2 separate regions of the Mus musculus genome follow, and region 1 is linked to region 2. A link is a loop called in an ENCODE intact Hi-C map of the cell type or tissue named here. Cell type or tissue: left cerebral cortex. All regions are shown on one strand.

What was found. Hi-C counts contacts between places; a loop is a spot of excess contacts. Peaks named below come from ENCODE experiments on the same cell type or tissue, not always from the same donor. Only the 100,000 strongest peaks of a DNase experiment are listed, where the experiment ranks them.
Region 1: it touches region 2 in a loop (2.1-fold over the local background); 1 of 42 quality-filtered maps calls a loop at or near these places.

Annotation. Positions count from the first base shown.
Region 1 is chr1:58,731,923-58,735,922 of GRCm38, forward strand. It overlaps Cflar (CASP8 and FADD-like apoptosis regulator), which reads left to right. Exons shown (of 10, transcript NM_207653.6): 5 at 331-404; 6 at 3,736-3,790. Among named protein-coding and RNA genes, the nearest start is that of Cflar, 21 kb to the left of the region's middle. In left cerebral cortex, no CTCF peak of the experiment used is centred here; a DNase peak (open chromatin) is centred at 2,181.
Region 2 is chr1:58,503,241-58,507,240 of GRCm38, forward strand. Orc2 (origin recognition complex, subunit 2) reads right to left here and starts at 1,869. Exons shown (of 18, transcript NM_008765.3): 1 at 1,532-1,869. Gm15834 (a long non-coding RNA gene) reads left to right here and starts at 1,876. Exons shown (of 4, transcript XR_865442.3): 1 at 1,876-4,000. In left cerebral cortex, a CTCF peak has its summit at 1,694; a DNase peak (open chromatin) is centred at 1,814; H3K4me3 peaks cover 2,231 bases; H3K27ac peaks cover 609 bases.

The sequences.
Region 1 (4,000 bases), 230 kb after region 2:
ATATATATATGTATATATATGTATATATATGTATATATATATACATGTGTGTGTGCACTCACTTGCTTATGAGCCCCATGTGTGAGTTGTTTCTTTCCTTTCACCATGTGGGTTGTCAGACTTGGTGGCAAGTGCTTTTACCTCTGGAGTCAGCCCACCAGCTCTTTTAGTCACCCTGACTGATGGCAGAAGAGTCATCTAATTGATGTTTTGAATTCAGGCAAGGGCAGGTTTAAGGTGTTTTGAAAGACGACGGTTGACTGGGACTGAAGCATTGTTGAAGACTCACGTGACAGTTTATGAACCTTAGCCCTCTTTCTGTCTTCATAGGCCAAGGAGCAAGATCAAATATGAATACTCTCCAGGCTTCGCTCCCAAAATTGAGTATCAAGTATAACTCAAGGGTGAGTCTGGAGCCAGTGTATGGAGTACCAGCATGAACCAGTCTCAGAGATGTAATAAAAATAAACATCTCATTTCATATGCTGTAATAGCTAAACAAATTCTGATAGATATGTGTTTGATTAAGAATGTGTATAATTTCTTATGATTATAAACCTTAGTAGTGTTCAAAAATATATTTGGAAAAATTTATGAAATATATAACAAGAAAATAATTTTTGTGCCCATTATCTGGGCATGACTACTGTGGAAAGCTTTCTTTTAGTCTCTGTCCTATGTGCATTAGCAAATGTGTCTATTTATACAGTTGAATATCTTTTTCATTCTTTGTTTCTTTGAAGAGTCAATTTTAAAAATTAAAGTAGGTAGAATGTACCCATAGAAAGAAAAAGTTAAATGTCCCCAAAGAGATTTTAAAGTTGTTTCCTTCTACCTCACGGAACTCATGTCCTACCTCCTTCCTGTTAAGGAGACTAATCTAGACCAGTTTCTTCTATAACCATGCACAGAGAATCTACCCACAGAGTGTCTACTTTTATACAAGTGGTAGCATATCATGTCTGCTCTTCTGAACAGAGACTCCTTAGATATTGTTCCATATAGTTAATAGGAGATTGTTTCGACTTAATTATTATTTGTATTATTTTGAATGATACCCCTACCCTTTTATCTTCTTTTGAGACAAGAACTTACCTGTAATCCAGCCTGGCCTGGAATCCATTATGTAACCTAGGCTGGCCTTGAACTTGCAATGAGCCTCCTCTTGCTTCAGCCTCCTCGGGCTCATGGCTTCCATTTTCTGCATGTACTAAAATGTATTTAGTTCTTTCTTGCTGATGTATAAATTGCCTCCTTTCCTTTGTTACTAGAAACAATGCTGCAAAATAAACTTCCTGATTCTTATCTCTTTGTGCATTTGCTTTTAAAAAGACTATTTAGAAACTATTTTTACTTATTTATTTTAATTTGCATATATGCTTGTGTGCCTGCATGAATTTTTGTGAACCATTTGTGTATGCATGTGTGCCTGCATGAATTTATGTGTTCAGGAGCCCATTGAGGTCAGAAGTAAATATCAGCTCTTCTAGGACTGGAATTAAAGGCAGTTGTGATTCACAATGTGGGTGCTGGGAATTGAACCCAGGTCCTCTGAAAGACCAGGCAGCACTCTTAGCCTCTGACCCATCTCTCCAGTCTCCCATTTGCCCTTTTCCTGAGTATCATTTTAATTTGGCAAACTTTTTTTTAAACTGAGTGTCATAAAAAGAGATTTCTTTCTCTAGTTAATGATCATAAATGTCCCATGGTTGTTTATAGTTATGTTCTGAGGAGGGCAAACTCTTGTGCTTGCCCCCTGGTCCATCTTTTCTTGTGAGAAGAACAGTGGTATAACATTAACCTAACCCCTTTAAAGTGATGCGGACTTCAAGGTGGACTTAGACTGGACTGGTTGAATTATAAACTTCTGTAAATGTGTATCATGAGAACATTGCACTGAGCAATAGACTTGCAAAGCTAAGTGGCTGTTAAGAAGTGTACTGCCCACCCACCCACGCACTCACTAACACAAGGACACATATGTCTAAAGCAGTCAGTCCATCTACCTCACACAGGCCAGCCCAGCCCTGTGCCTATTCTACTCTTTCCCACTGGATCTATAAACTACAGTCACCCCATTGCTTAAGGACAGCTTTTTAATTTGTCCTTCTAGTCTCTGATACCTTTAGGTACAATCCTTGAGGGTTTTCTGAGCTTTCTCCCACCATCTGGGAGATTATTCTAATGTACACTGTCATTCTTAGTTAGAATCCTTCATATCTTCACTTCTGTGTTCCCGTTCTGCAAGTGCAGCGTCTTCGCTGTGTCGCCTGCTCGGGGATCCAGCTTTGTGCTTGCTTTCTCTTTCCACTTGCTGAATCTACCACGTGACCTGATGTCTCATGTAGTAAGCAGGCTCTAGGACATAGGAATCTGGCAACTCTCTCACAAGATTTAGGGCCTGCATATATAACTGGGCTATGCTTTGGCTCCTCTAAGGCTACATAAGTGCTTCAGAAATGACAGTGGCATTACCTGACACAAGAATCTGCCAAATCAAAAGAAGTTATATGACTGCACTGTAATGCTTTTGAAGTCTAGCTTTGATCTGATCCCTTTTCGATAGCACCTGAAAGTCAATGTCCATGGGTTTGTGGTGGGGTGCCAAGGACCAGGTTCCGATTAAGTTATGGATTATTCCAGAGTTGGGGGAACCATAGCTTGCATGTCTTTCTTCAGTTTATACACAGATGAACTCTCAGACACAGCTTAATGGACAGTGTACTTCTTTGGCTAGGTATGCTGCTGTTGATCAGATGGTAGCAGGAAGTGATGTCATCTTACAGAAGCCCTGCCCTCTGAGGAGAGAGAAGAATCAGTTCACTCTTTCAGGAGTGGGTCAACTCGATTGCCATGACACACACATCACTGTTTTTATAGCTCGGAAACCATGTTTTTCAAAAGCCAGAATTGGACATTATTTATTTAGTTTGTAGTGCTATCAGCTGGACCCAGGGCTTTGGGTACAGACATTTATTAAGTGCTTCTGTGCCCGCTATGCTGTGCTGCATGTCTGTGAATATTTAAACACCATGGATACCCTTTTTAGCTGAAGCTGGTGAAATGGCTTAGCACTTCAGACCACAGGCTCGATTCTCAGCACCCATATGGTGGCTCACAACGGTCTAACTCTAGTTCCAAAGGTTCTAATGCCTCTTCTGAGCTCCATGGATCCCAGGCACACACAGAGGCACATACATGCACACAAAACACTCATCCACGTGAAAACACAAAGCTACCGTATATATGCTAGGTATCATTCTGTTCTTGAGAAGATAAAGAGGTAAAGGACTACAAAAGTTGAACTGGCAGAGTTGGGATTCACAGACAGAGGTTCATGGCCTAAAACTCACACCTGCAGTCAAGCTGTGCTTTGCCCGGTGTTAAAGGAATAGATTAGATGGCAGGCTCAGTCCCAGCATATTCCAAGTTGGGACCTTCTAACACCCATGCTGTACTTGTAAGACCTGGTTTAGAGCTGTTCTGAAGCAATATTCTATGCATCCCACCCTCCTAATGTTTTCATTTCTTAATGGGAAACTGATGTGATCTTTGACAATATAGTCTGGAATTTATGGAGTTAACAGTCCCTGCACTTCATTTTTAGGTAACTGTGAAGGTGATATTTTTATTCCCCCCCTCCCCGTGTAAAAATATCAAGCTATTTAAAGAGGTGTAACATAGTGAGTCTCTGAAGAAACTAACACAGTGTGACCTTCTGTTTTATATTTGAAGCTCCAGAATGGGCGAAGTAAAGAGCCAAGATTTGTGGAATACCGTGACAGTCAAAGTAAGCCATCAATTTCTTTTATTTATTCTTGATAAATGCTTAATAATTTAAGGGCAAGGAGGTGAGGTATGTAGTTCAGTTGGGAGAGCACTTGTCCAGCATGAATGAGGCCCCAGGTTTGATCCTCAGCACTGGGGAAAAAATGTACACATTGTGGTGTGTGGTGAGCCATGCTTATTGACCTAGGTGCTGGAGAGTTGAAGTGGGAGC
Region 2 (4,000 bases):
GTGTGTGTGTAACAATTATCTCATGAGTCCCAGACTGGTCTCCAACCATGTAGCCAAAGATAACTTTGAACTTCTGATTATGCCCCCACCTCCCATGTGCTAGATAGGTTACAGGCCTGTATCACTATCATTAGCATATGCAGTGCTGGGGTGGAGCTGTGGGCTTCCAGTGTGCTAAACCAAGCACTTCATCAACTGTATTACACCCCTAGTCCCTTAGTTTACTATTGTGAAGGTCTTACTTTATAATACAAGCCAGCTTTGAACTCATGACTTAGCAGCCTCAGTTTTAAGAGTAGTGGGATCATAGCTATGCCCCATTCCCAGATCTAGTATTTTAATCACTAGGTGAGCAGCCCTATATAGTCAAGGATAGCCACGAATCCTTGTTGTAAACGTGCTTAAACATTATGAGTGGTTTTTGCAAAATTTTCTGTAACTGTATTGTGATATTCTCAGCCACGAACTTTGTAAATGACAGCAACAAGGTATCCAAATGTCAAAAAGGCAGGGTATGCCTGTTCAGCCTCAAATGCATTTATACAACATCTCCGATTTTTAAGATATTTTATGTAATACAAACAAAATCACCTCAACTGAAATTCCTACCAAGACCTCCTAAGAGAATGTCCCCTTCTTTTCTGCAATTCCTCAGAAAAACACTACCTAACAGATACACAAGAAAACTGCAATCTGGGAGGCTGACTAGACAGCTCAGTGGCTAAAAGCACGTGTCCTGCAAGCGTCAGAATGGGAACTGAGATCCTTGTAGTCATTTAAAAGTTGAGGAGCACTCAGAACTGGGGAGGAGGAGAATGGGGTTCCCCGAGGCAAGCTGGTTAACCAACAAGGACCCGGTTAGAGTAAGACCCCGCCTCAGTTAAGAACGATCCAAAAAGACATCTAAAATTAACACACACTACCGGCACATATGCACCAACATCCACATGAATGCACATGCCCATAATCAACCAATGAAATGCAGATATCCACAGGGAGCATCTATAACGGATAGTGATTATCTGTAGGGCTAAAGGGTCAATTCTCTTCACAGTCAACTAACTACAAGGCAGCACCAAGTGTTGGCAGCCATGCACTTTCCTCTGGGAGTAAACACATTTTTCAAACCAAGCACTGCCCCAAGGAGACCTTTAGGGACACCCGGCCGGGACAACAGAACAGACTTCAGCAGTCGTTCCATCCCGCGATCCCTTGAGCTACATCCCTCCGAGTTCCTTCTCCTCTGGCAGAACACTGCCATTTTTGTTACAGTTCCTTTTCATTCTCTTCTCAAATAAAGGGCCGGGTTAGCCGGAAAGCAGGCACGGTCCGTGCAGGAGACTTCTCGCCACAGGACAGCCTTGGCTTTCGCAGACAGCGCCTCTCACCCAGGGGGGCTGCTCCCCAGCATCCTCCAGCCTGCGCCCGGCGGCCTCGTCATCTCCCGCCATGGTGGGCGAGCGGCAAGGCCACGGGTGTCGGGGGAAGCGCGCAGTGAGCCGCGGCTGCAGCAGGGCGCACTGGGACTCACCTCTCGAGTCCGAGCCGGCGGGAGGGAGAACGGCCGCGAGGCTCACTTGAGCCGCCAGCCAGGACTCCCGCCGCCGCGGAACACCCCAGAACGGCCCGGGGAGGCCAGCGTCTAGGGAAAGAGTCGACCGGTCCAAGCCGAACCTGCGCGCCCAGCAGGGCAAGGGAGCTGCGCGCAGCACACTGAATCCCCGGCCGCCGGTGGGCGGTGCCCTAAGAAACCAATGGGGAGCCGAGCCGCCCAGAGCGACGGCGCCGCAAGCCCGTTGACTCGGGCCATAGGCCCTCGCTCAGTCGGAAAACAGATCCCCCAACCAATAGTGGGTTCCCGGGCTTTCCTCATCTCTTCAGTTTCCGTTTCCGGGGGAAGGGACCGTGCGCGGAGCACGCCGGATCTCTGGAGAGACAAGTGTGTGCTAGCTGTCTGGAAGTTAAGGGCAGCGTCCCCGGTTGTACGGTTGGTTGGTGTTTTATGTCAATCTTAATATTGTTAGTCTAGCTGCTCTGAGGAAAAAAAAAAAAAAAAAAAAAAGATAATGAAGATGGATTCGCTTGAGGAACAGCGAATACCTGCTCGCATATGATGCAAAGGGATCTCAAGGGTTTGAGGGAGGGCGGAGCCAGAGCATGAACAAGAAAATAGGACCATACAACTAATGAAATAAAGACACGAAAAGGGGGCTTATACAGAGGAAATGAGAAGGAAAACGAGTGAATCTGGCTGGGATACATGAAAATATTTGTTTACTAACAGGACTACGTCATTTGGATTCGCTTATTCCGAACTTATCATACTTAGAACCAACAGTAAGAATACAATACTCAAGTAGAGGCACCTCTGAATAACTGAGCTTCTGGGTAATTGAACGAGAAGAAACTGAACATACAGTCTTGGGGAAAGTGCTAGAATAAGGCAGCTGAATACTTACTCATTCTTGCCAATGGATATAAACACACTGGCTATAAATGTGATGCCTAGAGAGCACAAATCCCAAAGTTCCAACCTTTGTATCATTTCATTGAGCTCTGAAAATCAAGCTCACAACTTGGGTTTGGTTCACTATCTTAACACCACCTTGTGGTTAGGTTTTTGTTTTTAACCATATCAAGGACCGTCCGGGGCTAGGCTGGTAACTGGGCTTCCAGGTGACCTGCCGGTGGTTTGCTTCTAGGTCTCATCAGAGCTACCTGGTGGCAAACTTCTATTGCACATGCATTGCGTTATTTCAAGTCATACAAAATGGTTTCCAAGTTACAGAGAATGATTTTTAAGTTATGTTCCTAACAGCAGGGCACAGGATTATATAATTATAAGACCAGAAGGAATCAGGAACACTTTCCTTAAAGGAAGAGATATGAAAACTAAGGCCTGAATTGATTTGAATTTTCTAGGAAGAAAAGCAAAATGAAAATAGATGAATAAAGTGTCAAAGTGTCAGATATTATGAATTACAAGTTGGTACTTAAGGGACTGGCCACATTTGTATTGAAAGATTATCTGTGGAATATAATAGTGGGAAGGAAGAAATGGAGTCAGACTTTTTGGGAGCTGTTTAGAACAGTGGTTCTCAATCTTCTAATGCTGGACCCTTTAACACTTCCTCATGTTGTGGTAACCCCTGATCATAACGTTTTTGTTTGTTTCTTTTTGCTACTTCATAACTGTAATTTTACTACTGTTATGAATCATAAATGTAAATATTTCTGGAGATAGGGGTTAGCCAAAGGGGTTATACTTCACAGGTTGAGAACCACTGGTTTAAAGATTCCAATTGAGAAATGTGAGGATACTTTACATACATCCGTATTTCACTTTTGTTGGACAAATTATTTAATCCGGACCCAAATTACTACCCACCTTTGATCATTTAGTTTCCGGATAAAACATACACACAACCTTTATAAACCTTAAACAGCACAAGAGCTGGGCAGATACCTACCCTCTATGCTATTAGAATCTATTTTCCTATAGATAACCCAAGTTATTACTTACTATGTTTCATCAATAGGAGGGAATTCATGCCAGGTACTGTTGAAGGGCCACAACTTGACAAGACAGACTCCATCTTGTAACCAGACCTCCATTTTATACACTAGGCCCTGTTCTCGGTTAAACTCTAATTTATTAAAAAACAAACAAACAAACAAACAAACAAAAAAACAGCTGGGTATGGTGGTGCACACCTTTGATCCCAGCACTCGGGAGGCAGAGGCAGGCGGATTTCTGAGTTCGAGGCCAGCCTGGTCTACAAAGTGAGTTCCAGGACAGCCAGGGCTAAACAGAGAAACCCTGTCTTGAAAAACAAAAAACAAAACAAAACAAAAAACAAACAAAAAACCCCCCAAAAAACAAAAAAAAAACAAAAACATACAAACAAATAAAAAACCTTTCCAGGAAGGAACCACCCTAGACATGATCCACCAGCAAGAAAATACCTAACGCTCTATATCTGTGTAGATAGATATAGAT